Regions from separate parts of the Homo sapiens genome. Here region 1 is linked to region 2. A link is an interaction called in ENCODE POLR2A ChIA-PET data of the cell type or tissue named here. Cell type or tissue: A673. All regions are shown on one strand. Links, peaks and the distances in the headings refer to the core of each region. The heading gives the core; the rest is flanking DNA. Region 1 overlaps HMGA2 (high mobility group AT-hook 2). Region 2 has its middle 55 kb from the start of HMGA2.

What was found. ChIA-PET counts read pairs that join two places held together with the same protein. Peaks named below come from ENCODE experiments on the same cell type or tissue, not always from the same donor. Only the 100,000 strongest peaks of a DNase experiment are listed, where the experiment ranks them.
Region 1: POLR2A ChIA-PET joins it to region 2 with 5 read pairs; 2 of 35 experiments call an interaction of 5 or more read pairs at or near these places.

What each region holds. Positions count from the first base shown.
Region 1 is chr12:65,926,653-65,941,843 of GRCh38, reverse strand. The region is part of intron 3 of HMGA2 (high mobility group AT-hook 2); the gene reads right to left. It overlaps HMGA2-AS2 (HMGA2 antisense RNA 2), which reads left to right. Exons shown (of 4, transcript NR_199060.1): 4 at 6,715-8,526. Among named protein-coding and RNA genes, the nearest start is that of HMGA2-AS2, 14 kb to the left of the region's middle. RefSeq lists a cis regulatory region at 11,581-11,594 and enhancers at 11,515-11,659, 14,908-15,191. In A673, for the core only: no CTCF peak of the experiment used is centred there; no DNase peak of the experiment used is centred there; H3K27ac peaks cover 1,936 bases.
Region 2 is chr12:65,761,871-65,777,061 of GRCh38, reverse strand. It overlaps the pseudogene RPSAP52. Among named protein-coding and RNA genes, the nearest start is that of HMGA2, 55 kb to the left of the region's middle. RefSeq lists a silencer at 11,359-11,653. In A673, for the core only: a CTCF peak has its summit at 6,597; a DNase peak (open chromatin) is centred at 6,571.

The DNA of each region.
Region 1 (15,191 bases), core at 4,348-8,347, 170 kb before region 2:
TAAAGAGATTTAGAATCAATACTCAGAAAATTTATTTGGTTCCAAGAACATTTGCCCAATCTTAGACTAAACATTTGGAAATGGTTTTACAAAATGATTTGACTATCAAGTATTTCCCAGCAGCTATAACAGTTACACATGGAAACTGAATTTAAAAAGCTGAATCATGATTTTAGGCATTTCTTTTCCTTAAGGAAAGAGTCAGTACATTTATTTGTAATCTCTTATGTTCTCAAGGACTACAAATGGATAGTTTATGGGTTGAGTGCTCTATGATACTTAACTGAGTCATATCTCTCCTAGAAGCCTAATTTAGCACTATTTTCTTGGCACTAGTTTAGGGCTGACTTTAGGAGTTGAGTTGTTTTTCTTGGAGGAAGCTTAATATTCACTCCGAGAAACATTAACTATTCCCGAACATTAGCTTATATCCTTAACGTTTTTAAACAGTTGTGAAGTGAGTTCTTTCTGCTACATGCCCACACTTCCACAGTGGCCCTGACACCCTGGCCTTTCCAGAGGATACCTTCTTCCTGGACCTTCCTTCACGGTCTTCTCTGGATTGATGACCTTTCCTCAGAAGCTGTAAATTAAAATGTCTCCATTCCCTTTTTTAGAAAATCAAATACTTCATTCGTCTTGTCTTCCGAATCTACTCCATCTCAAACCTAAGTGGAGCTTCAGGCAACTGTCTTGAACTACCTTACTCAGCTCAACTTCCCTAAAATGGATGATTCTGGGTTCAGCATTCCGTTAACTTAAAAACTGCTTATCTTTGTTTAGCATTGTATAGAATATTCCAGAAATGTCTCTCTGAACTCGGCTTCACGATCACATTCATGGAATCAAACATTCTTTCATTTCAAGATGAGATGACACGAGTTTTCATTTTGTTGATATCGATCATATGATGATAATGCATAATTTGTATGTGTCACATAACAGTGACACATAGTTTGTAACGTGATTTAAAAGTGCACTGACTGATTTTAACCCTTACAACAACCATGTACAGAAGTATAGCCATTCAGATTCATGCATGCAGAAGCTAAATCCAAAAGACAGTAATTGACTTGCAAAACATTGCAAGGCCAGCATATAATGAAACTATAACACCCACCCAGGTTGTATAGCTCCACATCTTTTTCCCTTCTCACTATTCTACACTGCCCCAGAAAAGTATTTTGGGCAATTATTCAGCATATTCTGTGCTTCTTATTTTTTTTACGAAGAAAATCAGTGTTATAGGCAACCATCCTCTTTTATCTATAAAAATAGCATCTGTTTTTAAAAACATAATAAAAATCTAGCTTCCTTGGACTATGATTTCACTAAGAAGAAAAATGACCAAATAAGGAGAAAAACTGCATTTTAATATAACAATTTAAAAGATCTTAGTTCAAAAGAATGTTTCTAATATATTTAAAGGACAAATCAGCACTAGAATACTATTTTTATAGTAACAGCTTTGCTCTGAAAAAAGTTTTCTCATCAAAAAGTTCAAGATGTTTTAGAAATATAAAGAGCATCTTGTTTCTCACTAGATTTCTATAAAAGTAGAAATCCTATCCTGCTATTCTTATTTATAGCTATATCTATCTATCTATACTTTCTTTAATCTTTTATTTCTATTATTCCTCTTGAAAACTCTATAGAAAAGAAATTCAGTTAAGGCTATGAAGGCTAAAATATCCGTGATAAATGTTAATGACTTATTTTTGTTTTTTTTTCTCTCTTGTTTATCACCTGCTATAATATTTGATTATGTTACAAATGTTAGCTATAAATTCTGTGGTATCTATGATATAGAAAATATACAGGCACAGTTCCTGTACCTCTGGACTTTACAATCTCATGTATTATGTGTTATTGTCTGTGACCAAAATATGGAGAAGAATAAAAATGCTTGTTCCCCATACAGATGCCATACGAGTCTTTCCCATAATGATGTAGGCCCATCTACATAATCACATCTCTCCCCTTCCCATCCACATGGCTTTCTACTGAAGAAATCTCCACGTCTCTTGCCTTTAATCCCTTGTCCAGTATGGTCTCTGTGTTCCCTGGCTGGTGCTCCCGTGCATGTGTTCATTTCTGTAGAATGTTACCATCCATGACATTATTTTTTACTTATGATACATAAATACAGAGGAAGTCATTTAAAAGACTTCATTTAAAGCTTGTATGTGGCCGGGCGTGGTGTCTCACACCTATAATCCCAGCACTTTGGGAGGCCAAGGCAGGGGGATCACCTGAGGTCAGGAGTTCAAGACCAGCCTGGCCAACATGGTGAAACCCCATCTCTACTAAAAGTACAAAAATTAGCCAGGTGTGGTGGTGGGTGCCTGTATTCACAGCTGCTCAGGAGGCTGAGGCAAAAGAATAGCTTGACTCTGGGAAGTGGAGGTTGCAGTGAGCCGAGATCACGCCACTGTGCTCTAGCCTGGGTGACAGAGCGAGACTCGGTCTCAAAAAGAAAAAAAAAAAGCTTGTATGTGTGCATGTGTGTGTGTACATATAATATTTATACATATTTACATTAAGACACATTACTAGTCAAAGCTACCGACACACTGCTTCATGCTCCAGTATCAGAGAAGCTGTGTTTACAAACATTGAGCAGAGCATAACACCAATGGAAAATTTCAGGGAGAATCTTCCCAAAGCAGGGAAATTGGCCATCTACCTGACTCACTCAGTCCCTACTATGTTTCTAGTCTTCTGGAAGAAGTAAATATTCAAAAAAGGTTTCCAACTAATTTCTAAGCCTCTCATTGCCTGGAAGAAGTCCTCTTCCTCTTGTAGCTCTTCTTCCTCAAGCGCTGAGTCATACCTTCCATATATCTCATAAAAGAGTGCTTGTTAGAAATGCTGATTCCTGGACATGACTCTTAGATTTGGGGGGCCCAGTGACTTGCTTGGGAGGATGAGGTGAGAGGATGGCTTGAACCTAGGAGTTCGAGGCCGGCATGGGCAACATGGCAAACTCTATCTCTAAAAAAAAGTACAAAAATCAGCCGGGTGTGATGGTACATGCTACCCATTTGATAGTAGTAGTCTCAACTACTCAGGAGGCTGAGGTAGTAGGATCACCTGAGCCTGGGGAGGTCGAGGCTGCCATGAGCTGTAATCGTGCCACTGCACTCCAGCCTGGGTGACAAAGTGAGACCCTGTCTCTAAATAAATAAATAATTAAAAAAAAACGTTGTCATGGGAAAACAATGCTTACACACCTACAATTCTTTTCTCTAATAAGGGAGTTGTTAGCATGAGAGAGTTACTTTTTTGGAGTTCCAAAAGTGGATAGAAGAAAATGAGTGTATTTTAAAAGACATATTAAATATAATTTGATCTCCCTGTATTTCCTGCTGATCAGTGTATGTAAGGAGGTAATGGAAATCCAACCAATTTGTAAGACTGTAGATAAAGAATTCTGATGAGTCTCAAATAGCCCACCAAAGATAATTCCTACTGTATGCTTTTGGGTATAACAGTGAACCCCAACTCAAACTGATTTAATAATAAGGATATTATTTACTTAACATAACAAAAAGCCTGGAGATGATGCACATTTAAAGTTGGTAAATTCAGTAGGTCAAGAAATGTCGGAGCTTCAGATTCTTTCTTTCTGCTCTTCCAGTTGACATTTATTCTCAGTCTATTTCCTTCAGAGTCAAAAAATGGGTACAGCCATTTGCAGTGTCCATTCATAGTGGCACTTCCAGAAATGTCAAGGTCCAGCAGGAGAGTCTCTTCCGACAGTCCCTGCAGATTTCATGGCCCTTTTTAACAGGCCAGACCTGCTTTGCAAGGGGAATGGGACCAGCATCACCACCATGAACAAATCAGATTTACCCCAGGGCCATGGAGAGGGTCACTTTCTGTGAACAAAGGAAATTGGGGAATGGATAGAGAGTAGCAACTGGTTTGGCTTTGCACATTTTACTATTCTCTGTGCTGGTTTGTCTTTGAGGGTTGGTAAGAAGCGCCCTCTTGACCCTGAAATCAGCTGCACAAGATTTTTCTTTGCATTGTTTGTCCAGGGCTAGTGCATAAAGTGTTTGCCTTTGTCAAATTGTTCCTGAGGAGGTAGAAGAACAGCCCTCTTTGTAGAACGTGTATGTTTCAGTTTTACAGTTATTATGGAGATGGTGTCAGTGGTTTTTGCTTTCCTGGTCTGTTTGGAATTTTCCTCTGGCAAATCCAGATTTGTGGACCAAAGGGTGTAGCTGTTCCTGACAGCTAGTTAATGAGTGTGCCATACTGCCTAAAGACCAGCTGTAACTCATTGGTCATGTCCAAAAGGAATTCCAGAGATGGGTAGTAAATAACTAACATGAGCTTCTGCCCACATTCTGGAAGCCGACTAAATGTCTACTGACTTTTAATGGGAGTCAACTGCAGTTCTGCTTGGTTAAGTTGAAGAAGAGCAGAACCTGGGGTTGTGCTTGGGGCCGTCTGCTGCCCAGTCATAACTATTCTCTTTGTTCAATGCCGCTCTTCCGGCTCCCTGTCAGTTCAGCAGGGGAGTATCCCACTCTAGGAACAAGTTGTCTATTGAAATGAGATGCTTGTCTCTCTGCAGATGCAGTGGTATTCAAGTCCCTGGCTCTAGATAATACACAGTTTGGTATGTCTGGGCTTATTGCCAGATGTGCAGGTATCTCTGATCTTGGGAAGAACTGTTGGTGGTGGTAGCTTTTAAAAAAAAATTAATTTTTTTAAATAAAAGAAGGATGTTTGTAAGGTGCTATCTTTGATTGTAGTTGCTCTTTCCAGGATATGGAAGTTACTTTGGAGTATTACACGGGCAGCTTTTTGGCCTTGGGAAAAATTCTCCTCCAAATAACTCACTGGGCTTTGTAAGGGTTAGGAGGTGACATCTTGGTACCTGGTGAGTTCCATTCCCTTCACATACAGGGAAAGGAAGTTCAAGATAGTGGGGGAAGAACAGGGCTTTGGGGCCAGAAAGACCTCTGAGATCAAGTATGAGACCAGGTATGCGTAAGCTGTGTGACCTGGTAGCAATTTAAACTTCAATTTCCTTAATTCTATAAAGTGGATTCCTCATTGGGTTGCTGGGGTGATTAAATATGATGAATGACACTAAAGTACATAGCACAGTTGCTGGCTGAAAGAACTTAATAAGCATTATTCAATAGCACTAGGGAGGGTGGCGGTGATGGCAGTAGTAGTCACCGTAGCAGCAGTGGTCATGTAATCCTTATTGTTTATGATTTGCAGTGCTCAGTATCAATAAATGTAGTACCACTGTGATGAATGATTACAGGTCTCTCTGTATTATCAATGTAAAACCTGCACTCTCTGATTTGCAAGTTAGTCACTTAAGCCTGGCCGTTTCTGTGGCGTTTGGAATTCTAGTTTCAGCTGCACAGGAATATGTATGGCAACCAGAACAGGATTTTTTATGTGCTTTGTTCACCTAACTTGTGCAGGACAATGGCAATTTCCTTTGTATTGTGTGACGCAGAGTTCATAGGCATACATTTCACAAAGATGTTATCTAGACTGATTTCCTTCATTCAGCTCTAGCCTGGCTATTTAAAGTACTTGATTTGTGGATAGGGATATCCTCCCCCCACATTCTTGTAAGGCCAAAAAAAAAAAAAATGAATGGAACAAAAGATTTACAGAGAGAGCAAAGAACACACGCATTCATAATATTAACAAGGAACAACATTACTTAATAGTAAAAGGAAAACAGCTTAATAATAGTGGCTTGCAAACTACATCTGACCCACAGATTCCATTTGTGAATGGGTCCAGCCATGTGAACATTAAAGCTATATGTATTAGACATGTATGAGAATTCCCTGTAGCTTTTTTTCATAATATTACTGTAACAGGACGCTGCATCAAGAATGCAGTGCCTTAAGCACTTAACTGCTACCCTGCAAGACTTTACAGCTTAAAGTACTTCCCTTGTTCTCCTATCTTCAAAACACCCTGGGCTGCTGGGAAAGAGATCCAGACTTTAAAATGTACTATTGTTTGAGATTGCTTTTGAAAGGAACATCTATTTTATAAAATTTAATTAATGACTACCAATTACATTTCAGGATTTGAAAGAAAAAAAAAGCTTCTTTTTCTTCAACAGTTACCACTCTCTAAAAATAACTCTCAGCAAGTTACAAAATTAGAATTTCATTAAAAGCAAACTTAATTTTTCCATGTTCAAAGTTATGTGTTGCTTACAAACTACCTTTAGTATGCTTAGGCTGTTAAAGAGTTGACAGATACACTTTTCTCCAAGATCATAACAGTAAGTATTCACACTATGATGTCTGCATGTGTGTTATGCAGACAGAAAAAAAAAAAGAAAAACCCAAATTCAAACAGACGTGTAGTTAGGCTATAACGAGCATGTATAACACACTGCAATTATGCAGATATTTCTGTCAAAGAGATGTCATTTACTCAACAAATTTTCAAATAGCTGCTTTGTGCTTAGATGACTAATAGATTATTCTCGAGCAAATGTTAAGCAGCCATCTAATAGATCACATTCAACTATAAGTTCACTGTTTAACAAGTTATAATGGTGCTAATAATTGATAAAATTCCCTATATACATATAAGCTTAGAATTAAGCTAATTTTTCAACCTATTGTTTGACATCAAATGGAACACAAAGCTAATATGGAAGAGCTTGAATGTTGGAACAATCTAATTTTCTTGATGCTTCCCCAACAGACGCAACAACTACAGTATCTTCAGGATGCAAAGCCATACAGGCGCTGTCAGTTCCCTTCTACTGGGGGGCAAGAAAACCTCCCTTTGAGCTGTGGTGACAGGGTTACATGGGAGGGTTTGGTTGCTCTTCAGTTCAGAAGCCATCACTGCCAGCACCTGCAACTTGCTGCTCTGCACCTTCTGCTCTGACCACTGGTGAGAGAAGTCACTCCTTCCTTCTCTTGCTCTTAAGATCCCTCTTAAGTCCTGCAGGGTAACACCTGCTTGGCTGCCACAGAGGTGTCTGGGTCTCCTGGTGCCTTTATGGATACTCACCACTCATGCAGGGTCTTCAGGGAGAAGATGAAGAAATCAACAGCCAGCAGCATGAAGAATGCCAGCCTCTAGGTTGAGTGATTTCATTCACAGTTCCTCAACCTATGTGCAAATCACTTTCAAGTGAGGAACTTCTATTCATGTGAACAAATGTAAGCATCAGAACAAAAGTGCCTCAGTTCTGCTCATCACAAACAGATGACATTTGTGGGTGTACCAACAGCCTTTATAGAGAAAATGGAGGTATGATTTGGTAGAAAACATAGAGGCCAAGGCTCTCAGGAAGACAGATTTTGCATTCTCTGGTTATAGCCACAACATATTAGATAGTAAAATCACAGGAATGTCGTTGAACAAGTGGGCTGGGGTATAAAAGGAACCATTCTACAGCATGAATTCCAGTATTCTCCTAATGAAAAGGAAAAAGACCAAAGCATAAAAGTATGCTGATGTTATTAGAGAATATGGTCATTGCTACACAACTGGAAAAAGTGAGCATGGGAAAATGTCACTGGATCCAGGCAATACTGGTTTTATCCCCCCAGCCCCTGTATTTTATCAATGGTTGCACAGTGCCACTGTTGAAAATCTGTATAAATTCACAATTACTCCAATTATATGGAATAATATCTCGCAATGTAGCCATTTAAATCTGAATTAAAGCACTTAGAATGTATTTTCTTTAAGTGGCTCTTTTTGAAAAGATGTGAGAATTCCCTATTCTTTGAGGGCTACTGTTCAGTGAATATACAAACACATGTAAACTTTTTCTGCTACTGCAAGCTGAGGCAGAAGAGAAGGTAGGATATAGTTGATATAGGAGTTTACAGAAGAGTTCTGTGGCTTTTTCTGAGAACTCATATCTGGGCATACTCTGTCCCAGGGCAGTTCTATATTAGTGATAAAATTGGTCTACGTTGGCATTGCTTTCTTCACTCTATTATGGTGTTTGTTCATGGCCCTATGGGTTCAAACAAATTAAGGACAGGTTAACTCTTCTTACAAATGGTTAATAATCATTTAGTGATTAGGGAAAAATTGTCACTGTTGCTTACTCCTTATAGAGTGCATACCAGTGTTTAAAAAGATAAAGACATTTTTGATGGATACCTCCCACTATCTTTTATATTTATTCTTTCAGTCAACCATAATTTCAGAATAACAGACTTACCTATGCATAGCTACTGAGGAAGCAAGGTATAGTTTGGTAAATTTTTTAAATAATCTTTTTATCCTTTAGCATTAATTACCTCATTCACTGAATGCATCATTCTGTATACAAAATGTTATTACAAAGTGGATTTCATAAGAAATGCAATCTATTTTGCAGACTATAGTGATTGTTTACACAGGATAAATTAAAGGGGTGCTTTGCAACATCGCTTATGCTTAAAGGACAAAATATTAAGGAGGTTTAAAGAAAACTTACAGCTTAGTTTTGTGTCTGGTCAGGTATATGTAATTTTTAGTACAATAATAAAAAACAAACTTTCATGGAGTTCTGCAAAGGTCTTTCCTGTATATCAGCATGTATATGAAGAGACCATGTTTACGAAGCACGGAATCGTCCCCAGGTTACTCTTGGCAGCTGATAATGAATGAAGGAAACATTTCAAACCTATGCTAGTCTACCTCCAAAGGCCCTACTTTATCTTCAAATTATACTAGATAGGAGTGTAATCATGATAAAGAATTCGTAAGAATGCAGTTCATCCCCTAAATATCCTAGCTGAACTTCTCAAAGTGATAAGGAATGCTCCTCTGTCACAGCCCAAGAATAAACTTAGCATATATAGGACAGAGGTGTGGGAAAGAAAAAACAAGTTGGTGTCTGTGGTATGTGCCCAAGATGCCAAAATCACTGATGTTTTGAATGGCAGTGGCAAGAACAACCTCATTGGCTATAGTCATTGCAATAATTGTTTTTTATAAAGTGAGGACATCCTTTTGAAAGATGGCTGCTTTAGATTTTGCCTTGAACACAAATTTTGTAGACAGTAGACCTGTCACAATGCCCAGAGAGTCCTGTTGCTGCACAGTTTCCCTCCAATTTCTAGAGAAAGTGGCCAATGATTAAAAATTTAAAAAAGCACTCTCATATCTGTAGTACTATTCAAGGAGGGACAGGGCATTACTGCCTGGTGGTAAATACATTCCACACTATTTATCACCAAATAGCTCTATCTGTCATGGTACTGTGACTGGTCCTACACCCAAATTAAGGTTTATAGAATTGAAACTATCCTTTTAACTATCCATTGAACTTGTTTATTCATTTATTTTTTTCATTTATTCAACATACATTCATTGAGTGCCTTCTATACACCAAGCACCAGGGTGGGTACATAGTTCCTGGCATATAGCCAGCATTCAAGAAATGAGAAAGGAAGAAAGAATGAAAGAATATGATCTTTGCCACTTGACAAGTCTAGTGATGCTTATGTTAACAATCAAACATTATCAAGAGAAACATAAAATTACAGTGAATTCATAAATGTAGTTTGAGACACACATATCATGCACATTGGCTGAATTTGCATATACAACCACATTAACAAAATTTGAAGTTAAAATTTGAAGGCAATAACTCAACTATCTGGAAAATTAATATCCCCTGAGATTCCAAGATTAGATGAGCATTTACAGTACCCAGTTTTGACTCCAGCTCTCACTTCCCTCTTCCTTCTGGGAAGAAGAGGTGCAATGACAATTAATGTGAACCTTACATGAAGTATAACTATCTTGTTTTATACTTCTTAGAATGAAAATGCAGATTTCTCGTGCTCGAAAACCTGGACATTGAAGCCAAATATATGCTATGGAAAAATTAAAGAATGAAGGTAACCGGATTATCCAAGTTTACATAGCTTACACTACTCAAATTTATTTTATTTTTTTGAGAGACAGGGTCTTGCTCTATCGCCCAGGCTGGAGTGCAGGGGCATGATCATAGAGCTGCCTGTAGCCTCGAACTCCTAGGCTTAAGTGATCCTCTTGTCTCAGCCTCCTGTCAAGTTTAAACTATTCAAACAAACCTTCATTTCTTGGGTTTGGTAAATATTTCAGTCCTGCATTGACTGTGTCGTTCTGGCGCCCATCCACTAATAGATCCATGCACTTAGAGGTTTTAGAGGAGAAAGGGACATAGATGCCTAATCAGCAATTTGTATGCTAAAAATACCGTGTACATTTGGACACATCTGGATATATTGATACGCACACAAACACACACACACACACACACACACACACACACACACACAAACATCTATAAACTTAGCTCCTGGGTTCCATTCTTGTTGCCCTTGATAAGTAGAGCAGTTATAAGTATATAAAGGATATTTATGTGTGTGAAAATCTCTTAAGTCTTTCAACATTTGATTGCTTTACATAGTTGTGAGATGATGGTTTCGGGAGGGGGTAAAGAAGGAAGTTCCAAAATGTGAATGGTATTTAAATCTCTTAAATTTTTTTCTTCAAAGGAAGAGAAAAAGAATGAAATTATGTTTTCCCTCTTCAACAAGATGGCTTGCAGAATGGCTGTGGGCAGAAAAATAACTTAAAAGAATATAAAGACCCAGTGACTTGAGTCCCTTTCATGAAATATGTGGGTTAAAAAAAATCCAATAACCATAAAACAACCTTTTCTTTGATGCTGAACAAAAAACAAGCTTGAAATTTAGTGCTGCTGAGCAAATGAATGAAAAATACAGATGTCTTTTACCTTCAGCTCAACGCAGATTTGCCATCTGAACAGCTCCATGCTTAATTTAACTCTTTGTATGACTGATCATATCAAAGCATTTAGTTAACAGCAAAGGTTTAAATTGAAACTTAAAAATATACATTTTTTCCTTCCTTTTTTCCTGTCTTAGTGAATTAGAAAGTTCAGCTGCACCATATCCCTTTTCTTGTCCTCCCTGAATTACAAAACTTTAACACATAAAAGCAAAATATGTATGTCTTTTCCTGGTATCGTAATCTAGTCTGATTTTAAAAATTAAGATATCGATTGTTTTATTTAAAATGTAGGACCTTGATGCTATTTTAATTTTCCAAAGTCAGCTCGTAATACCAATTTCCCCAAAGGTCAAAAACAATATATTAAGGAAATACCACCTGCTACTTAGAGCTTGCACAGGAAATTTGCATTTCCACTTTGTAATGCATTATTTAGGGGGAGGAAATGACAGCCTGCTTCATTATCCCAAGGCGCAGAATCCCAATAGCTGCAAAGCAGCAGACAAAAAGCAAAAGAGGCCGGTGTCCATTTTCCCACCAAATATCATGGAAATTACAAATTCAGTAGGAGAAGCCAAAAAGCATGTGTTGAAAAATGCCAAGCTCCCCGCAAACTCTCTCTTCTGTCCCCATGAAAGCCAGGCTTGCCTGCCAGCCCACTTGAGTTGGGCTAGTTCCACAGAGGGGCAGGTACGGGCCCTGGGCACATTTTTCAATCTTTTGTAAATAGTCCCTGAAGGATTAAGGTGGTGGTCATGGCCGTACCCTTTAACCTGCCTCAAAGAGTGAGGGAGAGCTCATGGAGCTTGCCTGTCCAAAGTTCAATAGACCCTTTCTAAAGTTTTATTTACACACCAAACAAGGTTGAAGATAGATTACTTCCTACTGTCTAGCTCACAGGAAAGAAGCATTCTGTTCAGATATAATATATACATTAAGAAACAAAGGAGTTGCTAAAAGCTTCTCCTCTTGTAAGCATTCAACTATACTGGGGCTTACAATATATTCTACTCTGAAATAGGCAGCTTTTCTTGAGTGTATCATCTCTGTCCTCTTTCTTCTCATCTTTTTCTATCTTTCATGGTTTCCCCCCTCTACAGTTCTTACTTCTGTATATAAAAACCTCTATTCCTCGCCACATATCCCATACTTAATATGTGTGACTATTAAAGCCATCTGTCTTGACACATTACAAAAATGCATTCAACTTATCAGTGATTTTATCTCGGTAAGGGCAAACAACCAGTTTATCCAATTGTTTTTCCCCAGTGAGTCAACTGAATATCCTCTTTAAAATGAGGTATTTTCAGTTGAATTTAGTTTAAAATTGAGTAGAAATGAGCATTCACCAAAGTGTTTCGTGTAAGGTGCTTCCTGTGCTTGAAGAGTTGGTGTAAGGTTTTGTCATCTACCTGTGTAAATTAGCTCCTTAAATATACATCTCTTTATAGATGAGATCACCTCTCAAGTGCCCTTCTAGCTTAAGAATTCTGGGATTCGGGGTTTAGGGATAGGTCTTCTGCAATCTAAACACTCCCTTTTTAAATTTGCAGATTTCTAAAATATATATATGATATATATTACATATATACATACATATGTATGTATATAAATATCTAATACATATATACATAGGTCTCTTTAGACATATCAAGTCGATACTTTTTTTTCAATTTTTTAAAACAAGTAAGTGTTTAAAATTAGGATTACTTCCTTTTATCTTCAAAGAGGAAAGGTTTTTACATTTTATAGTCATAATGCACTAAGAACAAACAAAACAAAACTCCGCTTTAAAAATCAAGTATGGGAAGGCTGCAACACTGAACTATAGAGTATGGAAAACATGAGGAAGTCTTGTTACTCAGAGAAATGGTTTGACAAACTTTGGCCAGAGAACAGTCCTCAGTATTTATGTAGGAAGGAGTTTTGAGAACAGAGAAATGTAGAACTTGTCTGCACAGTATCCAAACACCTATACAAAAACTTGGCCACTTCTCTGAATATTTTAATTGCGATTCTAAAAGTTTGCTGTGCATAGACCAATTCTTAAAATGGTAAGAAGGTTAGAAAAAAGGAAATCCCAAAGTAAGATACATACATACATACATACATACATGCATATATACAGTACACTACATATATAAATATATATGTACTCTTTGTCTTTGCATCCTTTATATATGTGTAATCTTTATACGGATATAAATACAGCCATGCACCACATAATGACGTTTCACTCAACAATGAACTGCATATATGGTGGTGGTCCCAGAAGATTATAATGGAGTTGAAAAATTCCTATTGCCTACTGACATTTTGATCATCCACACCCTATGTGTGCCTAGGCAAATGTGTGTGCTATGTCTTAGTTGTTAGCCAAAAAGTTTGAAAATTAAAAAAAATTAAAATTTTCAAAATAGAGAAAAGCTTATAAAGATATAAAGAAAAATATTTCTGTACAGCTACATAATGTGTTTGTGTTTTAAGTGAAGTTTTATTACAAAGAGTAAAAAAGTTAAAAAAATTTAAAGGTTATAAAGTAAAAAAGTTACAGTAAGCTAAGGTTAATTTATTATTGAAGAAAGAAAAATATTTTTTATAAATTTAGTGTAGCCCAAGTGTACTGTGTTTACAAAGTCTGCATAGTGTACAGTAATGTTCTAGGCTGTCACATTCACTCACCACTCACTCACTGACTCACCCAGAGCAACCACAACTTCCAGTCTGGCAATTTCCATCCATGGTAAGTGCCCTATACAGGTGTACCATTTTAAAATCTTTTATGCTGTATTTTTACTGTACCTTTTCTATGTTTAGATATGTTTTGATACACAAATACTTACTATTGTGTTACAATTGCCTACAGTTTCAGTACAGTAACATGCTGTACAGGTTTGTAGCTTAGGAGCAATGGGATGCACCATTTAGCCTAGATGTGCAGTAGGCTGTACTATCTAGGTTTGTGTAAATACACTCTTTGATGCTAACACAACAATGAAATTGCCTAAAGATGCATTTCTCAGAATGTACCCCTATTGTTAAGCAATGTATGATTGAATATATATCTTTATAAAATATATAATATATACACATATATACATACATACATATATATATATATATACTCACATACATATTTTGGGTGACAGAAATATGTATGTATATACATACATATATACATACATATTTTATATATACATACATATATAAAAAATATATATACACACACACACACACACACAGATACAAAGAGAGAGAGAGACAGAGAGAAAGAGACAGACCAATAAGCCTTTATTTTCTATGAGGACAGGTATTTGTATTACCTGAGGACAAGAGAAGTTTGTATTAATCCAGTAAAGATATTTGGATAGCCGAAAATACAATTAGCTGTAAATCAGGGTTCTGGTTTCTAACCCATTTCCTGCTTCTAATAATTAGCTACAAGATCTTGGGCAAGTCTCTGGAACTTGCTAGGTTTCCATTTCTCCATCTCAAATGGAGATCACTGTGATAATTTGTGATTTTATAAAACGTAAAGAAGAGTTTGTCCCTGTCTTCCTCAAAACTGAACTAATTACCAATTTTCTATCACACAGCCACTTAAAAGTGAAGAACTGTCTTTTCCAGTGTGGTTTTTATATTTGGCAGCAAAACCAAACATCTAGTGGAGGCAGAATATGGAATCAAAAGGCACACGTAGCCTTTGTTAAAGCAGCAATTCATCTCTTCAGAAAGTTGTGATCCCTTCCTGGAGCCTGGTATGGCCGTGGATGGTAGCTCACAGGATTAAGTTTCAGAAAATAGGCTTGGTTTTTCTACCATGAAGGGAATAAATTCAGTTCCTATAAGTGTAGCAATTAATGGGCACCCATGGCCATCCCACTATGAGGGGAAAGGGGCCATTTTGTAAAAAAACAATCCAGGGCTGGAACTCAGTTTGAAAATGGTGTTAAGTTGTGCGTTTAAAATGAGTGATAAAACTCCCGTGTGTTGAAAGAAGGCCATGAAACACTGCAACTCCTCCTTGCTTTGCAAAAGAGTAACATCCACGCCATTCACCTAGGAGTCTCCAATGATATACCCTCCTCCCATTACACTTAAGTGGCAAAAAGACCCCTGATTACTGCATGGTAACAGTGATCAACATGGTCACGCAGAAAAGCACTTTTTTTTTCCTTTCCTGGAATGAACAGCGTGCTGCTTCTGGAACTGGAGGCTGCATTTCTGTCACCCAAACCTCTCTCAGAGCTGTGTGTGTTGTGAGACAGCTGAATGTCTCACTGAATGTTTCCTGTGACAATGAGGGTGCTTCAGAGCTTCCCACTGCTGCCACAACCTTTCCTTTGTGATCTTCATGGTTAATGAGACTGTAAACCAGCATCCAAATCAGCATTTGCTGATTGAAAGCAGGTTTAAAGGGC
Region 2 (15,191 bases), core at 5,064-9,063:
AAAAAATAAGCTCTTAACTAGTTATGCCTCTAGTTGAATATCTGTTACTAGCAGAGGAGCTCAATTCCTGATACTGATCAGCAATATAACATGATTATGAAAATGATCCACCTGATTTGAGACTGCATTAATAAATGAATTATACCAGGGTTAGAGTAAACAAAACAAGACAAAAACATGAAACAGCAACCACAAAAACTGACGGATGCCAGGATCTCCTTCTACCACAGTACTCCAAAAAAAGGCAAAAATTATTTTCTTTACATCTTCTGAGGGGAAATGATGTTGGGCTGATCCAGAATTGGAGAAATCAAAGAATATGCTTGGAGGGTAAAGACAGAAAAGGCTGGTCCTGGGAAGTGGGAGATTCTGCAAACCTGAGAAGGGAATGGAGGGATCTTTGCTTTATAGCACCCTGGGGAAGTCACAGGATTGTGGAAAGAAATGACTGTACAGTGCACTGAGGAAGGCTGGGCACCCAGCATCAAGGGTTTCATTTTAGCTTTGGCAAAGACCCTAAAGCCCAAGCCTCGAGTGAAAAGAGCAGGGTCTCCTGTCTTCACATGGACCATACAGGACTTGGACAATGAAACTCTCATGGGGGATTATGATGGCCTGAAGATAAAAGCCACATTCCTCAATTTCCAGGACCCACATAATGCCTTCTCAACCTCAATCATACTTTCATGTGACCCTAAAGAGGCAATACTGGATAAAGGACATTGAATTTTTCATTAGCATGGTGAGACAAGGTACACGGTTAGATTTAATTTGATTTAGAAAAGTACAAGGACTTTTCTACATCTGTATATGATGAAATAAAATTGCTATTTTTGCAGTGTGATATCTTTCATTTAAAAAAAAGGCAGTGACATATTGGCCACAGCACTTCATGAGAGACCAAAGAGCACAAGGAGAGAGTGTGGTAAGTAAAGCTGATTGCCTTCAGTATGCATGTCCCTTTCTTCTAAAGCAACAGTACCTCCAAGTTTTAGGAAGGCCTATGGCTCCCTAGAACACATTTCATTTCCCAATTTCCCTTCCATGTGGGTGCAGGCATGTAGCTAAGATCAATGAAACAGAAGCAAAGTGGCCGCTTCTGGACACACTTCCTAAGGGACCACATGCATCCATCCACGGTTTTGCCCTTCTTTTTTCCCCTTCCTCTACCCTGCTGCTTAGAACTTGGGTGCTACCACTTGGATCCTGAGATGCAAGTCAAGTAGCAGAGAGCAACGAGCTGGCCAGAGCCTGGGTCTGTGGTATTATGGAGCACCACACTGGAGGTAAATCACTTACCTGAAATTTTACACAGAGAATTATACTCCTATATTGTTTAAACCACTTGATGTTAGGTTTTTGGTCATTTGTTGCAAAATCTAGCTACAGAGGTTAGTTATCTAAGTACAGAGGTTTGAGGGAATTCACAGTTATGTCAGGCCAGGTATGATGGCTCACATCTGTAATCCCAGGACTTTAGGAGGCTGAGGTGGGAGGATCACTTAAGCCCAGGAGTTCAGATCATCTTGGGCAACATAGTGAGATACCTTGGTTCTATAAAATACAAAATAAAAAATTTAGCCAGGCATGGTGGTGTGTGCCTGTGTCCCCGGCTACTCAGGAGGCCAAGGAAGAAAGATCACTCAAGCCTGGGAGGCGGAGGCTGCAATGAGCTATGATCTCACCACTGCACTCCAGCCTGAGTGACAAAGTGAGAGAGACTCTGTCTCCAAAAAAATTCAATTATGTCAGAGTGTTGAAGGAGCAGGGTCTACTTGGCCTTAAAGGACAGATCACTCAGAGGGAGAAGGTGGCTGTTTTTTAAAACCTGAAACATCTTGCAGAGCACAGATAAGCATTATTCTGTGTGGCTCCAAGGGGTAAATCCAGCACTATGGAAAAAACATTCTAGGAAGATAAATGTGGGCAAAATATAGGATGAATATCACTTTTGATACCTTTTTGATACTCTTATCAGTATCACTTTTAATTGAGGCCAGTTTCTGATCTGGACACTGTAATTGGCTCTATTCCCAGATATGACTGGTTATTTTCATAAAACATCCCTTGGATTGTAAGCTCAGTGTGGGGAGGGACAGCATCTCCCTCACTTACCATAGTGCCCAACCCTTAGCCAGTGCTAGATAAAGATTTGTTATGTGGGATAAAGGACAAAGCATAACTGGAAGGCGGAGTGGCAAGAGAAGAGATCTTTGAGGACAGTCCTTCTCATAGCAGCAAGCAGAATTTCATTGCTATTTAAATTCAGCTCTTTTTCTTGTTTGGTAAAGTCAAAGCAAAATCTACATAAATAAATGAATCCAAGAACGAGTGGCCATTTTCGTATAACAAGTATGGGATGGAAATGATTCTAGGGAAGAAAAAGAGAAGTTCATTTGCTTTCCCCAATATATGTGTACATATGTGGAAATACCTAAAGAGAAACACACCAGGAAATATGGTATAAGAACTTCACCAGCATTGCTTTCAGGTATGTAGACATTTCAGCCACATTTCAAACTATGCCATCTTGGTCCCATTCAGAAAATTTGAACTTTGCAACTAAAACTATATCAGATGTTTTGCTCCCAATCAATTTTCTTTGCCTTCCTTTTATCTCAAAAGCTAATTCAGGTGTGCCCTGCTTTAAGAGAGCCAAATACAGTATACTACAACCCAAAATTGACAACCTATAAATTAGGAGAATTTACATTACGAAAAGATTCTGAATGGTAACTTCTCAGGAGATAGGCAAACATTGAAACTAAAGTCATTTTATTAGAATAAAATCAAAATATCTCCGAAATTATGATGTAAACCAATGAGAAAACACTATTTATTTATTTATTTGAGAGAAGATCTCATTCTGTCACCCAGGCTGGAGTGCAGTGGCACGATCACAGTTCACTGCAGCCTCAATCTCCCTGGGCTCAAGTGATCCTCCCACCTCAGCCTCCCAACTAGCTGAGAGGAAAACATTATTTTAAGGACACCCATCCACTTGAGACATCCTTAATAGACCAATCAGTGCCAATAGAAGTGACTAGATGTCTTTGGAGTCTGGCAAGAAAGAAAAATCTATGACATGCATGGCTATTGTCTAAAGGGAATCCTCCCTGTGTTATATTGGAGGAAATTATTATTTTACATAAAATTGACTTATAGAAAACAATCATGGTAACAACACTTTTCCATGGTGCTTTTATATAAAGAGTCTTTTGAATCAATTATTTGGCCTTTGGTCATTCATTCATTCATTGGTAAACATTACTTAAAGCCCAGTGTCCCTGAGCCTAGGTTGGGTGCTGGGCATTCAAAGAATAAGTTATGGAGATACTTTTGAAAAGTCCATTCACAAACAAGTAATCATACTAGCTTGGGATGAGTGTCATAGAGTACAAACAGTCCTATGATGAGTGCTCGAGACTACAGATGGTTGCAGATGGTTTGAAGTATGATTTTTCTACTTTATGATGGTACCCATGCAACCATTCTGTTTTTCACTTTCAGTACAATATTCCATAAATTACATGAGATATTTAACACTTTATCATAAAATAGGCTCTATGTTAGAGGATTTTTACCGAATTGTAGGCTAATGTAAGTATTCTGAGCATGTTTAAAATAGGCTAGGCTAAATTACGATGTTCGATGTTCGTCAGGTTAGGTATACGAAATGCCTCTTCACATCAGCGTCAGCAGATGGGTCTTGGAAGAACAATCACTGTCCCTAAGAGTTTTCATTGTATCCTGTAGTAGCCATATTGACTGTGGACTATGAGAAAGTTTTTGCCTTTGGATCATGCTTGGCTTCAGCAGAGAATCTGGAAAGAAATAAGAAATATCTTTTTAAAACTTAGATGTATCATCCTAAGATGGGAGAAGATAGACTAATCCAAAGACAAGGCTGACCTGAAGACTAGAAAATGAGAATATAAAACTTAAGAAGTGAAACTTTTCTACCATTAGGTTGGATATGGGAGATAGAAACCAATATTTCTTGATTATCTCCTGTGTTTTGGGCATTGTCCCAGGAATACTTATAAAAGATGTTCTGCATGGTAGCCATGATATGAATACACTCCATTCTCAAAGATACCAAATCTTAAGTTAAACCAAGTGTACTAGATGTGAGAGCAAGAAGATAGCAGAACCAGATTGGGAACTAAAGTATGTTTCGTGCCAAAGCCTGTGCCCTTTTCCTGAAGCTGAAAGTAGACTTTCTCTTTCTAACACTATAGAAAAAGACTACTTTCTTCTCCATAATTCTAGAAGTCAGAGCTGAGTGGGGGGACTCTATATGTCTTTTCACATGTTCCCTGTCAAGAGAGTATTTCTCTAGAGTAAGAGCTTCAGACTGAGACCCAAGTGATACAAAGGGCATACAGGTAATTGGGACAGATAGAAGAGATTAAACCTTTGTCTATGGAAGAGTAGAAAGGAGAGTTGGAGCATCTGCCACCCTGCACTGGGGTGGCTTCATGCAGGGAGCGGGAGCTGGACATGTGGGGGTTGTTGTCTGGGGGTGAAGCAAGGGGAGGGCAGGCAAGCTTTGGCCTGGATGGGGTGGGGAAGGCAAGGAGTGAACTAAGCAGGGGCCTCAGCCAGGAAAAAGAATGACTTGGTCTGACTGATGGGTTTGGAAAGAAACTGGGCATGCATTGACCAGCCCTTCCTCTTCATTTTATTTTTGGGAGCTGCTGATTTATGAGAAGACAGCATATTGCCTTACTTTTTCATGTTACAAGTTTTGCAGGGACAGACCTCTTCTCCGGGGAGAATTTACGGTTGCCAAATGCAGCCTCTGACTGGGTTGGTCAGTCTGTCTCATTCTGCAAGCCAACTTGCTGATAGGGGAAACATTGGCCAACATCAGCATCATCAGTACAAATATATTTTGTATTCCTCTCTGCCTTACTCTTTTGTCTTATTTCTTACTTGGTCCAGAATTTAAGTGGGAGAAAACAGTGTGTTATTAACTGGGCTGCCTCAAATTTCAATAATGTGAATAGGAGGAAGAAGCAGGGTTTGGGAGATATAGTGGATTAGGTGCCACAGGCAGGAAAAATTTGGATTCACTACTGGGCTGTGATGCGGAGAAAAGGCATTGCAGTAGGAGGAGCTGAGAGGTATACAAGCTGCATCATCTGCACTCTTCTCTTTTGGAGAGGTTGATTCTGCATGAAGGATCTCCCCTAAGACAGGCAAGCAGAAATTAGGCTCAGCTTAGGCAAAAATGGGAGCAGAGAGTTTCAGATTAACGAAGTTTTGCTCCAAGCCTAAGGAGATATGTTCTTTTCTCTTCAAATTCATTTTAATCTGCTATTTGCCATCAGAAGTCCAAGTAGAAGGAGACAATTCAATTCATTTATATCCTAGGTTATTAGCTACAAAACTCAAATCTGTTTGGCTCACACAGGGGCCAGTTCACCAGGGCAGTTCATTACAAAGGGATTTGAGATCACAAAGGGTCTAGTATTTGGACAAAACAAAGTGTCATAAGAGAAGGTGGCTGGTCCAACAATTCGGGATCTAGTTCTCTCCTCTGGGGTAAGTAGGCAAGGGAAGAAAAAATTCCTGCCTTAGCTTCAGACTAACCAAATGTTTTTTTCACAACCATCCTCAAATACATGTGTACGTGTGCCCACACACACACACACACGATTGTTTTAGCTATATAAATAACATATGCCATTGTCGAAAAATGGTAAGTTGACAGAAGAAGGAGAAAAATCCAAAAGTATCTATTAGGATCATGTTTGGCTGCTACAATAAGTCTACAGGAAATAACATGAAGATGGTGCAGCAGCTCCACGATGCCTTCAGGACCGACCCTCCATCCCTCCCTCCCTCCCTCCTTTCCTTCCTTCGTCTTGCTCTGTTGCCCAGGCTGGAGTGCAATGGTGTGATTTCAGCTCACTGCAACCTCCACCTCCTGGGTTCAAGAAATTCTTCTGCCTCAGCCTCCCAAGTAGCTGGGATTACAGGCTCCCACCATAATGCCCAGTTAATTTTTTTTTTTTTTTGTATTTTTGAAGAGATGGGGTTTCACCCTGTTGGCCAGGCTAGTCTCAAACTCCTGACCTTAGGTGATCTGCCTGCCTCAGCCTCCCAAAGTACTGGGATTACAGGCATGAGCCACTGTGCCCAGCCATAGGATGCAGGCTCTTTCTTTTTTTTTTTTTTCTTTTGAGACAGAGCCTCACTCTGTCTCCCAGGGAAGTGCAGTGGTGCGATCTCGATTCACTGCAACCTCTGCCTCCCAGGTTCAAGCGATTTTCCTGCCTCAGCCTCCCCAGTAGCTGGGAGTACAGGCGCCCGCCACGCCCAGCTAATTTTCTGTATTTTTAGTAAGGACAGGGTTTCACCATGTTGGCCAGGCTTGTCTCGAACTCCTGACCTCGTGATTCGCCCACCTTGGCCTCCCAAAGTGCTGGGATTACAGGTGTGAGCCACCATGCCTGGTGCTCCATTTCACCATTCTTATCATGAAAGCCTCTGCCTCACAGCTGGTGCCTCTTTGTTCACAAGATGGCTACTGCAGCTCCAGGCCTCATATCCTTCTGTGGCAGGAAGGAGAGAAGCAGTGCCCCCCTCAGTAATTGAGAGAGAAGAACAGATCACAGAATGGCATGGAGAGTTGATACATATGCTTTGAAAAAAGTGTAATAGTTTCAACTGGGTGCATAACTAGAAAAGAGAAGGTTCTCATTTTGTCAGCTGGGTGTAAAATTGGAGGAAGCCTTGGTGCTTTAACCTGGGTGACGGAACAGCACACGGGTTACTAAAAGAATGGAACAAAAAGTTTCAAAGGAACTTTCTGAGGAAAGGGTAGTGCCTTTATCAGAAAAGTTAAAGCTTTTTTTGAAACTTTTGCTTTAATTCTCATTAGCCAGCACTTTTCGCATGGTCTCCTAGCTGCAAGGAGTTCAGGAAAGCGAGTATTTTTGGCTGGGCCCCTCGCTCCTCTCAATGACATCAGAATTTTGTTGGTAAGGGCAAGGAGGAAATGACCACTGGGTAGGAGAGTTAGTGCTGCCTCTGCTTCTGGCTCAGCCTGTGTTCTGCCTCCCCTTCCCATTCCTGCGTCACCCACAACCTGTTCCATTCTCTCGGTAACCCTGTGCTGTTCTGCCACACAGGTGGGAGCACCAACGCTTCCTCCAATTTTACACCCAGCTGACAAAATGAGGACCTTTCTCATTTCTAGTTATGCATCCAGTCAAGACTATTATACTTTTTTCAAAGCATATGTATAAACTCTCCATACTATTCTGTAACCTGTTCTTTTCTCTTAATGACGTATTGTTAGTGGCTTTGACAGAAGTTAAAATCCATTGCATCTCAGCTGCACAGCATGCTTCCTTGACTCATATTTACCATATGCCATACAGTACTAGAGATGCCAGGGACAGACCCCGAACAAGACCACACAGTCTCAGCTCTCATGGAGCTGATATTCTAGTGGGAGAAGACAATGAATAAATAAATAAGTGAATACATGATACAGCAGATGGTGAGAGGCATTAAGGAGAAAAATTAAGCAGGGCAAGCGAGATAGAGCATGTTAGGAATGGGAGGAGTCTCATGTCGTATGTGCAATGGTCAAGGAAGGCTACATTGATAAGCAGAACCCCAAAGAAGAAAGAGGGCACGTTGTGTGCATTTCTTGAAATTTTCCAGGCAGGGGAAACAGCAGAGGCAAAGGGAGCATGCCTGGTACGCTAGAGGAACAGTACCAGGGCTTTTGTAACTGGATCAGGGTTAGCAGGTGAGAGTGTTCAGAGGTGAGGCAAAGAGATAGCAATGGCTGCTCCAGATATAGTCAGTGCAGCATTTTTTAATCAATTGCATTGTATTTAGTTATTTCGTTGGACATTCTATTTCTTTCCAGTTTTTCATATTTACATAGATTTTTAAAGGTTTAGGTCATTGGTGCCTACATGAAAATAAGAATCGATTAATCTAGTTTTCTGAGAGGAAATTTTAAGTACAACTCACTTCATTTTAAAATAATGAATGGTGAGGCTTCAGTGAGCTATGATCACACCACTCACTGTACTCCAGCCCAAGCAACAGAGCGGGAACCTGTCTTTAAATAAATAATAAAATAAGATAGTATACAAGTAGTGGGGTGGGCAGGGGAGCATACCAAAACTCATCTCATTTGCAAACAAAACAAATTTTAAAATATGCTTAATTATCTTAGCATGATGAGTAGAGAAAAATAGCAATAAATAGAGGAAGAAAAAGGAAAATAGGAACAACAAAGTAGAGAAACACAAGGAATAAAAGGAATAAAGTTTCCTGAAGTAAAAGTTGTTAGTTCTACCTTTTGCTGCGTAAACCCTTGCCCCCCTCACCCCCTTAAAACCATTTTGTTAAGCTCATGGTTCTATGAATCAGGAGTTCAAGGAGGACGTAGTACAGATGGCTGGTTTCTGCTTCACAATACCTGAGGCTTCAGTTGAGGTGATTTGGACGGTAGGAAATAACGGGGCCAGATCAACTGGGGCCATATAGCTGGGCTCTCTGTTCTGGATATTGTCTGGGTTCTTTTGTTCCCCTTCATATGGCATCTTCTGGGGCTGGAATGTCCAAGATGGCTTCTTTATTTACTTGTCTGGAATCCATACTAGGATCCAGGGTGGCTAGAAGAGCTTTCTCCCTACTCTCCCCCTAGCTCTCCTCCCCACCCCCACCACCACCCACTTCACTCTCTCCAGATGACTAGCTTGGGCTTCCACACAGCATGGGAGTCTTAGGGTAGTTCAACTTGTTACACGGTGGATGGCTTTCAAGTGGCCAGGGTGGAAGTCACTGGTCCTCTGAAGAATAGGCCTGGAGTTGGTATAGCATTACTTCTGTCATACTCTCTTGCTTAGCCCAGCTTTTGCCCATGCAAGGTCCATGGCTGTGGTTCCATAGGCAGATGACAAACAAGACCAGACTCAGGGTCATTCTGGCTCACAGTCCTGAATTGTCCACCTTGAACCTCTCAGCCACATCTCCTATTTGGTTATCCATTTATTTATTTATTTTTAGACAAAGTCTCGCTCTGTCACCCAGGCTTGAGCGCAGTGGTGTGATCTCAGCTCACCGCAACCTCTGCCTCCCGGGTTCAACGATTCTCCTGCCTCAGCCTCCCAGGTAGCTGGTATTACAGGTGTCCACCAACACACCCAGCTAATTGTTGTATTTTTGGTAGAGACGGGGTTTCACCCTGTTGGCCAGGCTGGTCTCAAACTTCTGACCTCAAGTTGTCTGCCCACCATGGCCTCCCAAAGTGCTGGGAGTACAGGTGTGAGCCACTGCATCTGGCCTGGTTACCCTTTTTCAGATCTCAAAGGTACTCTTAGTCGATAACAAATTACAGACTATCTCTATAATCTTTAGAAAATACTAATTCTTTTTGTTTGTTTGTTTGTTTGCTCTTTCTTGGTGATGTGCTATTTTTTTTTTTTTTTTTTTGCTTTGCTTTTAGAGTAAGTTCATACGTGCAGCCTTGTAAATGGTAACTTGTCCAAGGTAACAGTCGCTGCCAGGAGAGTCAAAGGGAATGTTGATTGTATTTATTTTACTATCTGTGTACTTCCTGAAAGAAGGGCAGTTTGATAAAATACAGTGAAGCTGCTCTGTTTGGGGCACTTATTTGCAAGTCTGCATTAGCTAATTCCCTCCAGACTTTTGGATTCATGTCATCTGGACCCACTGTTTTGTGTATGTTCAGATTTTTCAAGTATTCCTTTACCTGCATTGACAGAGCATGTATTTGACAGAATAATATTAAAAAATATAAGATGGCAAGCAGATGGTCAGTCTTGACTGGAAAGAGATCTTGTTGAAAATGGTTTGTGAATGCAGACCATGTTTTTGTTTACAGGAATGTCCTTTTAAATATTTAGTTTGATCAGCAATGGAGGTCTTGAAAGAAAGAGCTCAATGCCTGCAAGAATATGTTAGTTGATATCCTCTACCTGAAATAATGGCTTCCTTAAAAAAAGTAAAAAAGTAAAGAAGTTTTTTATACTTCTTGCTGCCAGATGTCTGTATTGCTACCAAAATCATGGAGGTGAAAAAACCTTTTCCTGATCTCCATGCCTGATGCAGCTCTGTTTTTTCAAAGAAGAAAGGCATGGAGTTCAATCTAGTGAAAACAAGAGGAGGAAAAAGAAAAATAAAATGGAAAGACAAAGACTCATACCAAGCAGAATTTCCAAGGACCTCAAGTTTAGTTTCTTTGTGTTGGGAAAACAGGTTGGAGAGAAATCTGGGCTCTGCACTGATACTTGAAATAAGAACACTAAGAACTGTTCTTTAAATAAGAACAGTTTCTTATTTGAAGAATAGAAAGACCAATTTAAAACTCTGGGCACATTGCACAAGTTGCAAAGAGAAACTTGGTAGAATAATACTAGAGTTTTTTTCTACAAAGACTAATTTTTTTTTTCCGTGGATGCCAGTGTCCTGATAACAGAAAAGAATATAGATCAGTATTTTGGCAGTGACCCCTAGTACCTTTCATTATTCACACAGTCAATTCTAGTACCCTCTTGCCATTAATCTCTGGCTGTCACCACTGAAAACACAAGTGGAGAGGAGTTTGTCCAATGCCATTAGAATGTCAGACCCAATACCCTGCTTTCCAGTCCTTGAATCCCCATTCCAATTGCTAAGACATAGGGATAGGGTGATATCAACAGAGCAAGCCTGGAAATTGCTTATATCTATTAGCCACTATATGATGCCGAATATTTTGAAAAGGTTGAATATTTTGGGAGAGTGGACCTTCTATCTTTAAGATGCACATACACTTAACCTTCTTTGTCTCATACCAGGATACAAACCCATGTACAAAAGCACCTACCAGCCTCCAATAGCCCTATGCCATTTTGTGTCTTCAGACATCTTTCTTCTATTTCTTACAGCCTATGGTATTTTCACTCATTTTTCTACACTTACTCTTCTTCTCTCTCCCTTTCTTTTATACACAGCCAAGTTCTTTCTTTTACATTCTAGGCCATACCTCTGTTAGGAGTTATGGCTAAGCCATTTTAGTGGTTAAAATGAAATCTTGTTTTTAATGTTATCACATTGAAATGTTCAATAACTAATTCTCCAAAAAGACATCTTAAAAGATTGTTTTCCTTTACATGGAATAAAACAATTTATCATTATAAAGCTATGGGGGCTGGGAAATATGGCAGCAGCTTCATATACCTGCTTCCAGATAAGGCTGGTTTTGGCATCCGGATAAGTGGGTGTCTAATGGAGAAGGAAGATTATTTCATAAGAGATAGACCAGTGTGAAGAAAATTAGTCAAGTAGTAAGTGATTGACTACCGATTCATTAAAAAACCAATTTGCCAACAAAACAATTTTCAACATTATTGACTCACCAAGAACTTGTTGCTTTGTAGTTCTTGGCACAACCACTTGAAAAATTCCAAGCTTAAAACCATTGAGTATCTTCACACTCCCATTTATATCAGTTCATGACTCACAGTCACAGGCATACAAGCCTCTCCTTATCCATGTATAAAAATATTCCTAGTCCATACTTGTAATGCAACTCCTTTCTCTCCCTGTCAAGAAAGAAAATCTGTAAATTGTAGGAGGCAGGAAAAGCGAGAGATTGGTTTCACTTCACTAAACTATTTAAAATTCACTATACTATTTAAAAAATTCATTGAGATGGATGATATGCCTGATATCTGAATTTTTTTAAACCCAAGAAATTGTCTTCCTCCAAAGTAAGCTATATATTGAGCAGCCTTACTGAAACACACATTCCTGTTACTTTATTACTTGTCAGAACAAAATTATGAATCATTAAATGGGCAAATGAGTCATAGGGCCAATTCATCTATTGACAAATTGCTATCACCTGAAATCAACTTTGATGAATTCATCTAGAACCATTTTAAAGATTGTCTTTTAAGCAATTCTGGAATGTATGCATTTTTTCTCTCCAGAATTTTTAAGTTCATTCTTTTTTTTTTTTTTTGAGACGGAGTTTTGCTGTGTCCCCAGGCTGAAGTGCAGTGGCCAATCTCTGCTCACTGCAAGCTCCGCCTCCCGGGTTCATGCCATTCTCCTGCTTAGCCTCCCGAGTAGCTGGGACTACAGGCGCCCGCCACCATGCTCGGCTAATTTTTTTGTATTTTTAGTAGAGACGAGGTTTCACCGTGTTAGCCAGGATGGTCTCGATCTCCTGACCTCGTGATCTGCCCGCCTTGGCCTCCCAAAGTGCTGGGATTACAGGCGTGAGCCACCACGCCCAGCTCCCCCTTTTTTTTTTTATCAGTAGACATGCCAATGAGCTGATTTAAACAGTGAAGTTATTCATCAATAAATACTTATTAGGTACCTAAGATAAAATATTTTGTTAGACACTTACAGGTGAAGAAAAGAAAGGAAATACTAATGAAATAGGTGATGAAAATTCTTCTCTTTGCTGACTCAGAAGACAAAATATTCATATACTGGCTGACTTGAGAACAATTACAAAACATTCTATCAACAAGTTCACAATGGTGCCACACAGTGTGATGTGCCGACAGCTCCGACCTCCTGCTGGGTCATGCCCATAATCCATTCCCAATGTCTACACATGAAACTCATCCTTTTTCCTCAAGCATGATGTCTTTTTTTCCTTCCAAGATAAAACTTCTTTCCCATTTTCAAATCATAAGATATTCTTCTCCCCAGGCAAATCATTTTAAACCATACAGGTATTTTTACAGTTTTTGTTGTTTGACTCACATATGTCTGTTTTGATTTTAAATTCAATAGGAAAAAAATCTGAATGTAGTATATTTCCTAACATAGAAAATACTTAAAAAATACTAAGTTAATATTTTTAAAAATATATTTATGTATATACATGTGTAGATGATGATTTTAAGCAATACATCAGGGATCAGATGTCTTTAAACATCTACTTTTGAAATCCTTCTGGTATTCAGAGAAAGCTTGGCCCAAGTTAAAAGACCAGGTGACTAACCAGTCAGCCAAATAAGATCTACAGAGAATACAGGAGGCTTAAAAAAAAAAAAAAAAAGAAAAAAAAAGCCTGTCGTTTCAAAAGATGAGTTTTCTAATTTAAATGCAGCCAAAGTTCCCAAGGATGCAAAAAGAAATCCAGCCGGTGTCAGATCCCAAGGTTTTGGGCCTCTGACATTATACATAATTTTTCAGACATGCACCTTAATTACTAGGAAATACTTTAAAAAATAACCAAAACATTACAACAGGTCCTGAGGCATGGGAAGAGAGTCCAAGAACTGAGCAGCACAGTTCTCCAGGGTAGTGACCACATTTCCTCTATTGTTTCATATAGCAGTGTGCATAAGGTTGATGGGCAACAAATAAATTAATAAAACATTCATGACTGGAGGGAGTTTTCATAGAAGACACAAAAAATATTTTACAAATACTGACAAGCAAAATGGTACAATTATGTAGTTCGATTCCTTTCAAATACTCGTTGATGTCAGTATAACCAGACATGGCCCACTTCCACGTATTCAGCCTTAGCTGCCTTTAGAGACTATTCAAAATTTAACTAATGCACTGGATTCATAGTTTGCTATATTTGAGCGTCAGCATACTAAGAATTAACAAAACAGAAATGTCTGTTTTTCACATACCTATTGCACTCCAAGATTTGTTACAAGTCCACATCTGCTATCCGGGTCCTACCTCATATACTTTATTTATGAGAAAAAAAACATATATAATGCTGAATTTTTAAATCCTTGAAATGCAGAGTTGGAAGAGCCTTTAAAGATGTTCTAGTCCTGCCATCCAAGTCCAAATTCCTCCTCATTCAAGTCTAGACACAGAGATTCATAGCTGAACTGCAGCATCCATACATCTTTGGTCTGCCTAAAGCAAGGGTTGGCAAGCTGTTTCTGTAAAGGGTCAGAAAGTAAATATTTTAGACTGTGTAGACCATACAGTCTTAGTTGCAACTACTTCTGTCTGCCTTTGTAGTATAAAAACAACCACAAACAACATGTAAACAAGTGAGCGTGCCTGTGTTCCATTAAAATTCTATTTACAAAGACAGTGGGCAAAATTCAGCCAACCTCTGGTCTAAAGAATTTGCTGTCAAGCATGGAGCATCAAGATGGGTGGAAAAAATAGCCTAAATAATGCAAATAAAATACTCATGATGAATATCAGCAAAAGCTGTCCCTGGCTTTTCAGTCCAAAGGACTCAGATTTTTTAAATAAATTGAGCTTCTTACTAAATACTTTTGTTGGGCCTTATTAAGTAAAGTTCACCTTCCTCTACTCCACCCCTCTAGCCAACCCAAAGATAAAAGAGAGAAGCTGCCAGGCATGTTGGCTCATGCCTGTCATTCCTGCACTTTGGGAGGCCAAGGCGGGTGGATCACTTGAGGTCAGGAGCTCGAGACCAGCCTGGCCAACATGGTGAAACCCCATATCTACTAAAAATACAAAAATTAGCTGAGCATGGTGGTGCATGCTACTCAGGAGGCTGAGGCATGAGAATCATTGAAACCGGGAGGCACAGGTTTCAGTGAGCCGAGATCGCGCCACTGCACTCCAGCCTGGGTGAGAGTGAGACTCTGTCTCAAGACAAAAAAAAAAAAAAAAAAGAGAGAGAGAGAGAGAAGCTAACACATCCAAGCAATCATTTACATGCATTCTGGATATTCTTAAGCGTGATGTTATTTTAAAACAAAATTAAATACACTGTGGTTGATAAGAAAAGAATGTTATAACTTTGTCCTAAGTGGATGGCACCCAATCATATGCAGATAATAGAGGTGATCTATGAACACTGGATCTGGAAGTAAAGGCAGTGCTCAGCTCCACATGGAAGATCACATGGGGAAGCTGATGTTGAAATGAGGGACAGCACGGCCTATTACAAAGCCCATGAGCTGTGGCATCAGAACCATCTGGATTTGGATTGTTTCTGCAATTTAGTGATTCTGAAACACTGGATATGTTTCTTAATTTTCTTGAGCCTAGAGTACCTCATATATAAAATGGAGATAATAATATTTATTTCTCAGGATTGTTAGGAGGGCCACATCAGGTAAGTCCTGCAAAGTACCTAGCACAGTGCCTGGCACACAAGAAACACTGACATTCTATACAGAAAGAATAATGACTGCTCTGTTATAAAACTTAGCCAACTCATCACCATTTGG